Linked DNA regions of Mus musculus: region 1 is linked to region 2. A link is a loop called in an ENCODE intact Hi-C map of the cell type or tissue named here. Cell type or tissue: gastrocnemius. All regions are shown on one strand. Links, peaks and the distances in the headings refer to the core of each region. The heading gives the core; the rest is flanking DNA.

Evidence for each region. A loop is a pair of places that touch in the nucleus more often than their neighbours do. Peaks named below come from ENCODE experiments on the same cell type or tissue, not always from the same donor. Only the 100,000 strongest peaks of a DNase experiment are listed, where the experiment ranks them.
Region 1: a loop joins it to region 2, with 2.9 times the contacts of the local background. A loop is called at or near these places in 8 of 42 quality-filtered maps.

The regions. Positions count from the first base shown.
Region 1 is chr5:135,739,233-135,746,897 of GRCm38, forward strand. Tmem120a (transmembrane protein 120A) reads right to left here and starts at 4,940. Exons shown (of 12, transcript NM_172541.2): 1 at 4,816-4,940; 2 at 3,049-3,167; 3 at 2,734-2,850. The coding sequence starts at 4,896. In gastrocnemius, for the core only: no CTCF peak of the experiment used is centred there; DNase peaks (open chromatin) are centred at 4,496 and 5,045; H3K4me3 peaks cover 2,028 bases; H3K27ac peaks cover 1,890 bases.
Region 2 is chr5:135,627,327-135,634,991 of GRCm38, forward strand. It overlaps Rhbdd2 (rhomboid domain containing 2), which reads left to right and starts at 5,328. Exons shown (of 4, transcript NM_146002.2): 1 at 5,328-5,592. The coding sequence starts at 5,415. In gastrocnemius, for the core only: CTCF peaks have their summits at 3,505 (motif pointing left) and 5,355; DNase peaks (open chromatin) are centred at 3,479 and 5,297; H3K4me3 peaks cover 1,615 bases; H3K27ac peaks cover 938 bases.

The sequences.
Region 1 (7,665 bases), core at 1,815-6,814, 110 kb after region 2:
GCAACCACATGGTGGCTCACAACCATCCATAACGAAATCTGATGCCCTCTTCTGGTGTGTCTGAAGACAGATACAGTGTACTTACATATAATAAATAAATCAATCTTTAAAAAAAACCCAAAAAACAAACAAAAAAAACCATAAAGTCTCTGTAAAACTCCAAAATTTCTGTCAAAGTCTCTCTACTGTGTACTCCTATAAAATCAAAATAAATCCTCAAGAGGCAAGAACCAGGACATAGGAAAACTCTGAAGAAAAGCAGACCAAATTCTAGCTGTGTAGACAACTCAGTATCCAGTGTTTATGACTCGCTCTTCTGAGCCCCCTGAAGGGCCTGGGTTCCTTCTCTGACTCCACCCTCTTCAGCCCACATCTACTCTGCTCAGGCCAGCTCCACTGGGTGGGCCTGTCCTTGGTGATCATTCCATGGACACTTCCAAAATGCTGGGGTCTCCTGAAGCAACTGGGCAGCACTTCCACCAACAGCCCATGCCAGGCTCCCTTTAGGATGCCAAGCCTCAACTTCTCTCCATGGCTCCCTCAATCCTGGGCTCAACTACTGAAACTGTACCTTGGCTAATAGACTCTACTGGCCTCTCATGGGACCAAGTCTCAGGTCCTTCCCATGATCCTTTATGCCTTCAAAACCAGTACCACTCTTATACATAACCAAGTTTATCTGCCAGCACGAGAGACAATATTAGCCACCTCTGGAACACAGACTCTAAGGAGACACTTCCTCAAAGATTTCACCTCAATAGTGAATAATGCTGGTTTCTTATTATTATTTTCGTTTTGTTGGTGGTGGTTTTTTTTTTTTTTTTTGAGACAGGGTCCTGGCTGTCCTGGAACTCACTTTGTAGACCATGCTGGCCTTGAACTCAGAAATCCTCCTGTCTCTGCCTCCCAAGTGCTGGGATTAAAGGTGTGCGCCACCACTGCCTGGCTATTTCGTTTATTTTATTTTTTTAATATTTATTTATTTATTATATGTAAGTACACTGTAGCTGTCTTAGACACTCCAGAAGAGGCATCTGATTTCGTTACGGATGGTTATGAGCCACCATGTGGTTGCTGGGATTTGAACTCAGGACCTTTGGAAGAGCAGTCGGCGCTCTTAACCCCTGAGCCATCTCACCAGCCCCTCGTTTATTTTTGTTTTGCTTTTTGAGTCAGGATTTTTCTGTGTAGCCCTGGCTGTCTTGGAGCTCACTCTTTAGACCAGGCTGGCCTTGAACTCAGAGATCCACCTGCCTCTGCCTCCTGAGTGCCAGGACAAAAGTCATGCGCCACCAGCACCCAGGTTCTGGTTTCTTCTTAATCACTTCTAATTCTTCAGCCCCAGCTGACCAGAACCACGGCACCTTAAATCTAAACAGCCAACGTTCACAATAGAATCTTTAAACTTCCCTCTGAACTTCCCAAGCCAGGCGTCCATTGCCTGCACTGCTCTCTCAGTATTATCCTCCAACAGAACAGTCCTCTGAGCTCTCAGCAGCCAGTGCCTTTCTAGCCCAAAGTTCCAAAGTCCCCCCCAAACAACATGCTCAGGTCTGCCACAGCAATACCTGACTAGCCTGGTACCAATTTTACTTAGTCAGGGTTACTACTGCTGTGATGAAACACCATGCATGACCAGATAGAACTGGAGGAGGAAATGGCTCATCCGGCTTACATATCCTGAATATGTCCACTGAGAAAAGCCAAGGCAAGAGCTCAGACTGTAAGGGAACCTGGAGGCAGGAGCTGATGCTGAGGCCATGGAGGGGGCTGCTTACTGGCTTGCTTCCCCTGGCTTGCTCAGCCTGCTTTCTTATAGAAAAGACCACCAGCCCAGTGATGGCACCACCCCCAATGGGCTGTGCCCTCCCCCAATCACTAACTAACAGGCTTGCCTACAGCCTGGTCTTATGGAGGCATTTTGTCAATTGAGGCGCCCTCCTCAGATGACACTAGCTTGACATAAAAACTATCTAGGACACAAACTCACTCCCACACAGACCCAGCCCTGCCACCCAGGGCATCAGTCACGTTTTGCAAGCACTCTAAGGTCAAGTCAGGTAAGTCAACCCTTGATTTAGTTTTGGTTTTTATTTTATTTTTATATGGGTGCTTTGCTTGCAAGTATGTATGTGTGCCTGATGCCCATGGAGTCCAGAAGGTGGTATCAGATCCTCTGGAAATGAAGTTATAGACTTGTAAACTACCATGTAAGTGCTGGGAATGGAACCCTGGTCCCTTAGGGGAGCAGTTAGTGATCTTAACCATTAAGCCATCTCTCTAGCCTCTTTGGTTTTTGTTGTTGATGGTGGTGGTGTTTTTGTTTTGTTTTGTTTTGTTTTTGGAAGAGCATCTTACTATATATAGCCTTGGTTGCCTGAAACACACTACGCTGACTAGGCTAACTTTGAACTCACTATGTAGTCAAAGAGGACCTTGGCCTCTCTCCATCCTCCTGCCTAAGCTTCCAGGGTAGTAGGACCACAGGCGTGAGCTAGCTCATTCTTTACCTCTGGAGATGACTTAGGCTACACTGGGAAGCTGTGTCTAACCCTGGTGTGTGGTTAGATGTCCATCGCTGAGGCCCCAGTTCCCTGAACACTTCCCTTGAAGTTCCTACTACAGTGAGCTGTCAGACAGCCAGGCCATCAATATGTCCCCCTCTACTGACTGAATGACTGAGAGACAGGCTAGGGCGTCCCATCCCTGGAGCTGGAAGAAGAAGGGGCTCACCCGTTCTTCTTAGGCAGATAGGCTTCCATGTCGAAGAAGAGGCCTTGGCGCTCTTTCATCTGGTTTTCCAGCTCCTGTGCAGCCTCCATGGACTCGGATGGGAGAGAGGGTCTGCATCTGGGAGTATGGCAGGAGTCAGGCAGGGCAGGTGGGAGAGCCCCAGTCCTGCAGGAACCCCTGTGAGAACCCTTTGGGACAGAGAAAAGGAACAAAACCCAGGGAGGAAGGATAGAAGAGCCATGCCAAGGGAAGCCCAGCGGAAATGCCCCTCCCCACGTCAACCACCCACCCCCAGCAAGCCGTCACCCCCCTCACTTTTTCAGCACCAAGGCCAGCTCCTGGAGCCGCTTCTTCTGCCGTGTGATGGAGTTTGTACAGTTGGCCTGGAGTTTGGTCAGCTCCTCTAGCTTGAGGCGATACAGGCGATGTGTTTCCTAGCATGAGGAGAAGGCGGTGGCTTCACTGGGGAGCTGCCCCGGCAGGGAACTGGCTCTCTCAGAGGTCGAACTTTCTGTGCTTGCCCAGGGACCTCCCAGAGACTGCTCCACTCCTGAAGCAAGCCAGGAGCTAGGCTTCTTCCTGTAATCTCAGACCCTCCGTGGTACATGTCCTCAACAACAGGTCAGTTGTCCCCAGCTCGGGTGGGCGTCTGAATTCTAAGTGGACTCTAGCCCAGTGGTTCTCGACCTTCCTAACACTGCAACCCTTTAATACAGTCCTCATGCTGTGCTGACCCACCCAACCACAAAATTGTTTTCATTGCTATTTCCTATCTGTAATTCTGCTATTTAGGTGATCCCTGTGAAAAGGTAATCCAATCTCCCTGAAGGGGTGGTGACCCACAGGCTGAGAACTGCTGCTCTCAAAGGGGCTGCCTAAACTCACCCCTTCCTTTCTCAGATCCTCCTACCTACCCAGCCTGAAAGAATGGAAATCAGGGATAGCCATGCTGCCTTCTACCCTGGCATTCCTGACGTTTCATCTCAGGTTAAAGGTCGTCAGGCTTCCCGCCCTAAGGCCAGTCCCTCCCATCCACTCCCCTCCTGCAAGCACCTTTGGTCCAAAGCTTCCCCAAGTACTTTGCCCTGGTGGGTGAGCCTTGCAAGTTGCAGCCTAAACGAAGGGCAAGGGGCAGTGTGGGGAAATCAAGGCAGGGGCTGAGGTCATCGTGGTGATGGCAAAACTGGGAGACATGGAGCTGTGTAGGTCTCTAGGGAGAGTTCTAGTGCCAGCGTTCTGGGGAAACCTGGACACATGAGGCTAGGCAACAGTCCAATAGAGGCAAAGGTCTAACCTAGTCTCCTATTGGCCAGGCTCCACTATTTAGGTCTGTTTCTCATGCCAAAATAAGCTGCCGCATCCTCCTCAAACTCTAGCATGTGCCACCTCTGCCCAGTGACAGCCTTCCAGGAAGCATTGGTTTCCTTCTCTCTGGTATGGAGACAGAGTGGCCACAAACAACACCATCCTGGGATGGGAGGTTTTCCAGTGGTCGCTCTACCAATCCAGGAGGTCCTGGTACAGTCTGCCCCGCCCACCTCTCCCTACAAGAAAGAGCCACATGTACTGGGCCTCTTCTTGTCCCTAGGTGGGCGCTGTCCCTCCGTCTCAGATGGCTGAGATTTCCCCAACCAGGCCCGAATTTTACCTAAACTTGCTTCCCTGCGGCGTTCAGCAGAGTTAGCCAAGGGCGGGGAAGGCGTTGTCCGGCTGCAAGTTTGCAGGGTAATTGACCCAAAAGGCTGGGCCCCGTTGGGTTCTGCCTCGGGTGACTGCTCTTTAGGAAGGGGACTGGGTCCCAGATCGGGTAGCAGTGCAGGGGGAGGGGCAACAGAAGAGTCCTGATCAGTTTTCAAGGCCTTTGCACAAAGTCGAGATATCCCGGCACAGAGGGATCCCGCCCAGGCACGCCGGGGACGCGCGGGCAATCCGGGCTCCCATCAGACATTTAAGAAGAAAAGTAGGGGAGAGTCTCGACCCCTGACCCCTCCGAGCTGCCTTATGTGTGACCTAGTACTGCCTGACCCTTGTCCCCGAGACAGAGACGTGGCTCGGGGCTTGGATGGCCGCAGGGACGCTCACCTGGATACCTTGGAAGTCCTGCTGCAGATCCTCCCAGTTGCGCAGGCAGTCGCCCAGCGGGTCCGGGGGCGGGGACTGCATGTCTTTGTCCACGCCACTGGCCGCGGAGAGCCGCGAGTGGGGAGGACGGAGCTGCAACCCCGGCCGGCCGGAGAAGCCTCCGCCACCGCCCCCGTCCGCTTCCGGGCTCGCGCCGCCGTGACTGCCAACGGGAAAAGGCCCGGCGTAATCTGCGCGTGAGCCCCGCCCCTAGGAGCAGCCAATCAGAGCCAGGGACGAGAGCTGGGCGGGGACATGGGCCCGCAGGGCGTCTCCTCGAATTGAGACCAGAGCTGGGCGGCCAGCATTTTTACCCGAGAAGTCTGCTTCCTCGGACCACTCACAAACCAAGGAGACACGTGCTTCTAACACTTTGAAATTTTTAGATAGTGTCTCACTATGTAGCTCAGCCTGGTCTGGAACCAAGAAATACCCCTGCCTCTGACTCGCCGCGTGCAGAGATTAGAAGCGTGAGCCACCTCATACTCTTCATACACTTTTGTCCTTGAGAAGCTGCGCCTCTCTAGGGACAGCCTTCGTCTCTCAGCTTTTACAGATACTCCTTTCCTGGCCCTGAGTCCTCCAAGCTCTCCTCCGTCCTTAACTTTTAGGCTGCCTCTCCTAAACTTCCTACCGTGTCACTTCCGAAGCCTTACCAGTGCGGTTCAAGTTACAGACTCGGTACAGAACTTGCCCAGCATGCTGGAAGCTCAGAGGGCAATTCACCCAAGCACCACACAAAACATCAGATGCAGTGCGGGGCAGTAGTTAAAGGCAGCGCACGCCTTTAATCCCAGTACTTGGAAGGCATAGGCAGGTGGATCTCTGAGTTCGAGGCCAGCCTGGTCTACAGAGTGAGTTCCAGGACAGCCAAGGCTACACATAGAAACCCTGGCGGGGGGATGGGGGTGGGGTGGGGGGTGGGCCGGGGGGGATCAGATGCAGAGGCGCATGCCAGTGATGCAAACATTTGGAAGGTGCAGACGGAAGAATCAGAAGTTCCTGGTCACCCTCGCCAAGGACACGCACTCACTCTACCTACCACCCACATCACACCCTACATTCTTCATCAGTCCCCTTGTAAGCGCCTCCACCCGGACTTGTTCTGAGTCTGAGGAAGAGCTTTTGGGACTTGTGGCCCATGAGGGGGCGCAGCAGGTAAGAGTGCCTGTGGCCAAGTCTGGTGACTTCAGTTTGATCCCAGGACCCACGTTGTGAAAATAGAGAATCGGTTTCAGCAACGTGTTCTCTGACGTCCACACAGGTACCATGGCACGCCTAGACATCTAGAATAAAGCTGGAGAGAAGCTCGGCTTACGAGCACTGGCTGCTCTTACAGAGGACCTGGCTTCAATGCCTAGGTCTACATAGTAGTTCACAACCATCTGTCACTCCAGTCCCTGGCGATCCAATACCCATCTCTGGCCTTCACTGGTACCAGGCCCACATATGTGGTGCATAGACATATATGCAGGCAAAAAAAGAAGTGCATGCAAGCAAGGCACAGTGCATAATTTTAAATATGGTGTAACAAAAACATGGAAGATTTTGTGGAATTTGGGGGGTTTGGGGATGTGGCTTAGTTGGCGAATGCCTACTTGCAGGAAGGCTTGGGTTTGCTTCCTAGTACCACAAGCTTGGTGTGGTTGTACAGGCCTGTATTCCTAGCAATTGGAAGAAAGAGACAGGAGATTCAGAAGTTCAAGGTCATCCTCAGCTACAAGACTCTGTCTCAAGAGAAAAGGAAAAGAAAAGAAAAACTAAACCTGGGAGTGTGTGGTGGGAGTGCCAGAGCATCTCCTTCACAGTGAGCTGGGGACAGAGTCTGTACACAGGGACTCAGAGGCGGTGGGTGGGCAGAGCTCTGGCTCTGGGAATGTGGCAAAGACCCCCGTTTTAGGGCCTCTGAAGTTTGGAGCATCCCTAAGGCTGGGTGGGAGGACCTGCACCCTGGGATAGACACGGTGACAGCTAGTCACAACACAAAGCATAGCAGGACTGGCAACATAAGCATCGCTGAGCACCCCTCCCCACCTCCCACCCCCTCACATGGGTAACCTCCAGAGTGAAGGTCCTCAGAGTGCGCCACAGCTGCGCCAGGACTGCAGTAGGCTCGATGCAGCTCGCCTCCGGGTATGGAGGTGCCTGAGGAGCCAGAAGGAAAAGGGGTTCTGCTCTGCTGAGTGGCCAGGGCCTGAGAAGGCCAGTCATAGTGGAACACATGGAATCCCAGCACTCAGATAAGAGGCAAGAAAGCGGCAGGGCTGAGGGTGGCCAAAGGTACATAATAAGGTAGAGAGATGGCCCAGTGGTTCAGAGCACTGGCCGCTTTTCCAGAGGATCCAGGTTTGGTTCCCAGCAAACACCGGCGGCTCACAACCATCTGTAACTCCAGTTCCAAGTGATGCAATGCCCCTTTCTGACATCTGTATGTCTGTATGGTGATACATAACCAGAGATGCAGGCAAGACATCTATATACATAAAACAAGTAAATCTAAAATAAACTCTAAAGGTGTACAAAATGGATTAGAAGAGACCCAGAGCAGGGCTAGGTGTGTGGTTCAGTTGGTGGAGTGCCTGACCAGCACGCAGGAAGCCCTGGCTCCATCCCCAGCACCAGATAAACCAAGTAGTGGTATACACTATAGTCTCAGCACTGGAGAGCTGGGAGCAGAAGAGTGGGTTTAAATCCTTTCAGCTACAGAGTTTGAGGCCGTGCCAGTCTATAAGAAACCTTATCTCAAAAAACAAAAGGCTAAGCCCGAAGCTCAATGATAGAGGGCGGGCTTGCCTAACATGCAAAGCTCTC
Region 2 (7,665 bases), core at 1,240-6,239:
TAATACAAGCTCTATATATACAGACAAAGAGAGCTGTTGACATCTGCAGAGAAAGACCTAAGATGCTGTGGCTAAAAGAAATCAGATGGCAAATCTAACCGCCCAGGCATCCTAAAGAGCAATGATCCTGACAGTCTGAAGACTATCAAGTTATAGACAAATTAAGACTGGTAAAAGAAACCCTGTATAAAATAGTAAAAACTGAAGAAAGAAAACTAGTCCTCTCATGAGAAGACATCTACTGAAAAATAGACTTTACTGAAAAAATATGTGTATGAATACCTTCTGGTTTTTGTGAACGTTCTCAAGATAGATAAAAGCTTTTCCTTATAAAACTGAGACTACTCAGATAGTCATCAAGAAGATTATTAAAAATTTTCCAAGGTTCGGAGTGCCAAAAGCAATAGTGTCAGATAATGGTCCTGCCTTTGTTGCCCAGGTAAGTCAGGGTGTGGCCAAGTATTTAGAGGTCAAATGAAAATTCCATTGTGTGTACAGACCTCAGAGCTCAGGAAAGATAAAAAAGAATAAATAAAACTCTAAACAGACCTTGACAAAATTAATCCTAGAGACTGGCACAGACTTACTTGGTGCCCCTTCCCCTTGCCCTATTTAAAACTGAGAATACTCCCTCTTGATTCAGTTTTGTTTTACTCTTTTTGAGATCCTTTATGGGGCTCCTGTGCCCATCACTGTCTTAAATGATGTGTTTATAATAATGATCTATATGTTAAGTTAAAAGGCTTGCAGGTGGTGCAGAAAGAAGTCTGGTCACAACTGGCTACAGTGAACGAGCCAGGTACCCCAAGGACAACTCACCAGTTCCAGCCAGAGATCTGATCTACGTACACCTGCGTCATGCTGAGACCCGCAAGCCTCACTAAAAGGGTCCCTGCCTAGTTCTGTTTACTAATCTGCCTTATTCTGTTTCTGTTCCCATGTTAAAGATAGAGTAAATGCAGTATTCTCCACATAGAGATATAGACTTCTGAAATTCTAAGATTAGAATTACTTACAAGAAGAAGTGGGGAATGAAGAATAGAAAATTACTGGCCTCTTGTGAAAACATGAATTTTTTACCTCGGAGCCCACCCCCTCCCATCTAGAGATTGTTCCCAGAACACTCCTAAACTTTTCACCCCAAAACTCCTCACCCTAAAGTTCAAACCCTCCCAACTAAAAACTGTTCCAAGAACATTTTTGAGATAAAGGCCTCCTGGAACAACCTCAAAATGAACCAGGTACTCCTTAGTTACGTAGGTTCCTTGATAGGACATGACTCCTTAGTTACGTAGAATCCTTTGGCAGAACCCCTTGTCCCTTGGCAGAACTCCCTAGTGATGTAAACTTGTACTTTCCCTGCCCAGTTCTCCCCCTTTGAGTTTTACTATATAAGCCTGTGAAAAATTTTGGCTGGTCGTCGATTCTCCTCTACACCACTAGGTGCCGCTAGGTGTATGAGTTTCGACCCCAGAGCTCTGTGCTTTCATGTTGCTGCTTTATTTCGACCCCAGAGCTCTGGTCTGTGTGCTTTCATGTCGCTGCTTTATTAAATCTTGCCTTCTACATTTTATGTATGGTCTCAGTGTCTTCTTGGGTACGCGGCTGTCCCGGGATTTGAGTGTCTGAGTGAGGGTCTCACCTCGAGGCTCTTTCATGGGCAGCACCATTCCATGGACCGGGAGTCCCAGATGAAGAGAAAGCAGACAGCGGCCAGACAGCAAGCTGAACCCAGCTTCCGTCGCTGCTCTCTGACTGTGGATGGAACGTGACAACTGCCTCACTTTCTTGCAGACATGCCTTCTCTGAAGTTAGGCCACGGATCTCAGAGGCTGAGTCAAGCCCAACTTCCCTGCATCTCTCTCTCTCTCTCTCTCTCTCTCTCTGTCTCTGTCTCTGGAACAGAGGTGAGAGGCAGGCTGTGCTCTGAAGAGATGGCTCTCAATTTATGATACCTGGCTCCTCCCCACTCTCATTCACCCACAGTATGTTGACCTAAATTACTTCCTGTCACCCCTAAACAGTTATAGGTAAAGACCTTTCCCGTGTCTAGGGAATTAGTCCAAAGAGACTCCCACAGTGGGTTGCTGGGAAATCGCTCCGAAGGCTACTACTCTCTGAGAGACTCCTCTGGCCTCTCCCCTCCAATCCAACCTTCATGCTTTCTCCTTTCCTCATGCCCCACCCTCTGTATCTATCTGTCTCTTTTTGTATGTATATCTCTGTCTCTCTCTCTTTCTCTTTCTCTCTCCTAGTGAAGCTATTCTCTCCCTCTAAGGCTCCCCCTCCCACCTCTAAGACTCAATCACCCCTCTGCATCCTTCTCATGCTAATTGCCCCTATTGAAAGGAATTGTGTCTGTGTCCCTTCCACAGCTTTTCTTCAATTCCACTTCACCCCTTCCCTGTGGGCTATGACCTCACTCCGTGAGAGGAAACAAACCCCTTCCTTCCTTCCTTCCTTCCTTCCTTCCTTCCTTCCTTCCTTCCTCCCTCCCTCCCTTCCTTCCTTCCTTAAGGTGTTACTGTCATAGCATCAAGAAAAGTAAGGAACAGCCTGGTGGTGGTGGTGGTGGTGGCACACACCTTTAATCCCAGCACTCGGAAGGCAGAAGCAGGCAGATCTCTGTAAGTTTGAGACCAGCCTAGTCTAGATAATTCCAGGACGGCAAAGTCTGTAAAGAGAAACCCTGTTTGGAAGAACCAAACAAATAGACGGAATAAAATGAAAGTAAGGAATATAGCTCCCACAAGCTTTGCAGTAGGTGACACCTGCCTTGTGGGGGTCCTTAGATTAGGGACCAGAAGGCCTGGGGTCAGCAGATGTCTCATTGAAGCCAAATAGAGTGAGATAGCTGGCCTATCTCTCTTCACACTGCCTCTGCCTCTTTTACTGTCTCAACCTTAGCATGGGGTTCTACTGGCCTCTGTGTGGAAGCAAGCTGTTTTGTTGAATAATGCAAGGATAACATGAATAGACTTCCCTTCAAGGCTTTCTTCCTGGCACCGTGACTGTAAATAGCAGACCGTGAACATGCATCAGAAGAGTAAGCAGAGAACACAGGATTAACACTGGGGGGGGGGGGGGGGGCTCCTCCAGGGTATAAAGGCGCTTGCTGCCAAGCTTGCTGATCTAAGTTTGATCCCGAAGACCTACAAGGGATGAAACGTGATGAAACCATTTCTAGATTTAGCTCAAGAATAAACTCTTAGAAACAAGAGCTGTGGTTTGTGCTGAGAGATATTTCTATCCAGACCTCCTCTTTTAGGATATTCTGTCATGTGTGTCTTTGTATCTATGTGGGCACTTTCCTGGAGGTCAGAGGACAGATTACAGAAGTCGGCTCTCTAGCTCTCTCCATCCATCACGTGGATCCATGGGGTCAAACTCAGGTCCCAAGCTGTGTATCTCCCTGTATTCCTCCCCACTGTTTAAAATTCTCTCATTATTTCTATCAGGTGTCTATAACCCCTGCTGCCCCCTAGTGGTAGGTGTTATGCAAGCAAAGCTATTAGTTTTTTTCTTGGGATGGTGGATTCAATGGGCTTATCAAATGGATGGTTTCTTGATTACATCTGATTATTTTTCAAAAGTATATGTATATACCGTATATATGTATATAATGCATACATAAATATTGGGGAGGAGGAATGGGGCTGTAGTTCAGTGATAGACCTCTTAACCTTTCATGCACTAGGCTGTAGGCTGCCCAGTACTGCCAAAACTGAACATATTGAAAAAGGAATATCTTGATGTCGCCCCCTGGGACCCAGCAAACTGGGATTCAATTTCCTGACTCTTCTCACCCGCGACTTGGTCGGGAAGCTACCTCACCTGCTAAAGCACTTGTAGCTCACAAAGGATACTCTAGCTGTTCACCAGAAATAGCTTTGCTCTGCAGGAAGCGCTTTTCAAACTGCAAAAGGCTAAAGCAAAGTTTAGCAAAAGCGTCATGGCGTACGCTCATAGCGCATGTATAGTAGCTCTAGTGTCCCTTCAATTGTCTCCTTCCCCGCCTCCTCTTACTTTATCTCCAGTCCAGCTCCAGAAAGTGCTGGCTCTGTCTTCTTGGCCAATTCAGGCAGGAAGAACCAAGTTTTAATTCTTTCTTTGCTATTGAACTGTATCCCTCAGGGATCCCCATAGACTCAGTTTCCTCTTTGGCAGGACAGAGACAAACACAAGTCTGTGGGAGAATAGGGCTCCGTGGTCCTCACGACGTCATACCATTACAGTGAGAAGGACCCGGCTGAAAGCATAGTTCAGTTGGTAGCATGCTGGAGTCCCTGGGTTCGAGCCTCATTACTGCATAAACTGAGGGAGGTGGTGCACATCTAAAATCCCTGCTTTCTGGAGATGGAGACCCAGAGTTCAGAGTCAAATTTGTGTAAAAGCCAAAAGCAAGAGGAAGAAATGTTTTTCAAGACCCCTCTCCCTCAATGAGGATCTACTAGTAGTTAATGGCTGTTGGGAGGAGAGACATTTGCTCCTGAAAGCGACTTTAATGAAACTCACTGGGTCGCAAAAATTTAAAAAGAAAGAAAGAAAGAAAGAAAGAAAGAAAGAAAGAAAGAAAGAAAGAAAGGAAGGAAGAAAGAAGGAAAGAAGAGAAAAGAAAAGAAACATGGAAGCAAAAGAGAAACTAAGATGGGAAGGCAAGAGGGGGTAATGGAGCCCCGATAAAATATGATCAAAGTACATTATACACATGTAAGAAAATGCCATAATGAAACCATTACTTGGTATAATAAATATAGGTTGATTAAAATTTTTAAAGGGAGCCTTTGAGATGGCTGAGAGTAAAGGTGTTTGTGTGTGCACCTCCACACCTTCTCTCACTGAGCCAAACGCAAATAAAATCTAAAAAAAAAAAGAAAAGAAAAAAAGAAAAATAAAAAGGGCTAAAGAGATGACTCAGTGGGTAAAGGCACTGCTGCCAAGCCTGATTACCCAAGTTCTATTCCCAGGACCCAGAGGTGGAAGGAGATGATAAACTCAACCTTAAGTTTTCATCTACCCTCCACGCGCGTTGCACGCACATGCCCCTCTCTCACACTCAAACAGATGTAATCAAATGTTTTTTTGGTTTTGCTTGTTTGTTTGTTTGTTTGTTTGTTTGTTTTTAATTAAAAATCAAGAAGAAGGAAGCTGAGGTCTAGGCAAGAATACTCCTGAGGCGGCAGCCCGCACAACACCCGTAGGTAAGCTGGAACTACAACTCCCGGCCTCCTTTGGGCGGGTAAGAGCGGAGGACTCCACGGGATTGGGCCTTCCCCCACCCCCACCCCCCCATGGGGCGGTGCTTGAGGAGAGGCCAGTCTTCCGCTGTTGCCAGGGGAGACCGCCGCAAGGAGGCGGAAATTGAGGAGGGAGGCGGGGAGTACCGAGGCCGCACGCTGGAAGGGCTCGCGGCCATGGCGGCCCCGGGCCCCGCGAGTCGCTTCTGGTGCTCGTGTCCCGAGGTGCCCTCCGCCACATTCTTCACCGCCCTGCTCTCGCTGCTGGTGTCGGGCCCCCGCCTGTTCCTGCTGCAGCCGCCTCTGGCGCCCTCGGGGCTGTCTCTGCGCTCCGAGGCCCTGCGCAACTGGCAAGGTGAGAAGAGGCGGGGCGGGGATGGCGCGCTTCCTCAGCCCGCAGACTCCCCGGTCCCTGATCTCCAGCCTCACTGCCAGCCAACCCCAGACCTCCGTGCCCACCACCATTCTCCCCACTTGGAGCTCCAGCATGTCTTGTCCAAAGCCGGATCATTTCCGCCAACTCCTTCTCTACCCACAATCGCCCCCTTCCATGTTACCCCAGATCCATTCATTCTTTGATCTCGAGGGTGAACACACTTCCTAAGCCATTCACGTTTTATAAACACAAACCCCATCTGCTGACGGCCCGAGCCCCACAGGAACAAACCAAACGTTTCTCACCTTTATCGTGACAATTGTCTACTGTCAACCCAATGGATGGCTTTTCCTCTTGACTCTAGAATTTTCTGCTGCGTCTTTACCTTAATCCTGACTCCTAATCCCAGCTCACAGAAGGAGCTGGTAAAGTGTTTGTTTTCTCAGAGGAGAGAAATTTCTCAAACTAATTAAGTCTGGTAATCATCCCTTTGTAAAAGACAGGATTCTTAGTCTTTGTTTCTTCCTCATTCTTTCCTGGGAAATCCCTGTTGCTTCTAACGTTAACAGAGGCCTGCGCGTTCATTTCATGTAATCCTCGCTGTGATTTCATGACAGGCCATATTAAATTGCCTGTTTACCAGAAATTGAGGTTGAATACAGAGATTCGCAGAGCTAACACATCATAATATTGAGATAGGAGCCCCGCACTTTGTTTTTAGTATGGTGATTTAAAACTAGGGCTTTGGGTATATAATCTCCACATCTTTAGATAGAGGTATACATATGTGACACATTATTTATATGCTTGTGTGCACTCTTGTGAAAGTCAGAGGACAACCTGACCGGAGTCTTTCTCTTCTTCCCCCATGTGGGTCCTGGGAATCAAACTCGGGTCTTTGGGATTGGCAGGACCTACCTCAGCCTGTTGAGCCATCTCGTCAGCTACCTAAATCTTAGAGAGTTGTATGTAGAATTTTTTCATATTTACCAGTAAAATTTCAATTTGGGACATATCCAGCAAATAACCAAACTTCTGGAGATATTCTGATAGGATGTAATGGTTTCCTGCTTAAAGCTGAAATTTTCTTTTCCCCCTTTTTTGGATACATGTAGCACTTACAGTCAGCTAAATGCCAGTGTAGACAGGCACGCACTCTTTTTCTTTCTGGGTTTTTGTTTTTTGTTTTTGTTGTTTTGTTTGTTTTTGTTGGTTTTGTTTTTTTGTTTTCGTTTTGTTTACTTTGAAACAAAGGGGCTTGCTATTTATTTACACCAGTATGGCCAGGCTTCATTATGTAGTCCAGGGTAGCCTCAGAGCCATGATCCTCCTGCCTCACCCTTCTGAGTACTAGAACACAGACATACATCACCCATCACCATGCTCACTTAACCATATTTGTCTGAGCATGGGCTCCATGAACAGGCAGAGAAACAGTACCTTTAATGCCAGCACTAGGCAGGCGGAGGCAGGCGGGTCTCTGAGAGTGAGCCCAGCTTGGTCTCCATAGGGAGTTCCAGGACAACCAGGGCTATATAATAAGACTCTGTCTCAAAAAAAAAAAAAAAAGAAAGAAAGAAAGAAAGAAAAGAAATTAGAGCCCTGTAAGTACCTTGCTACCAATCGTGAGAACTGGGGACCTACGTGGTAGAACTTCTGAAGGTTTTTCTCTGATCATGTACTCCCATATACCCACAAATAAAGACATATAAAAATGTAAAGTATGTATGTTAGCCATTACTTGTATTGGGGGGAAGAGTATAAACCAAATATGGCAGACACTTGTAGTCCCAGCACTCAAAAGGCTGAGGCAGGAAGATTGTGAGTTCGCAGCTGGTCTGGGCTACATATCAAAACCTTGTATCCCCAAAAGAGGCTCGATGTGGTGTCTTACACCTATAATCCCAGCCCCCAGGAACCAGCCTAGTCTACACAGCAATGTATACACCAGATAGGGCTGCATAGGGAGACCTTGTCTCACTGCAGAGAGAGAGAGAAAAGGACTTTCCTTGCTATTTTATGGTATATAAATCTTGGCTGCCCCTGTAAAAC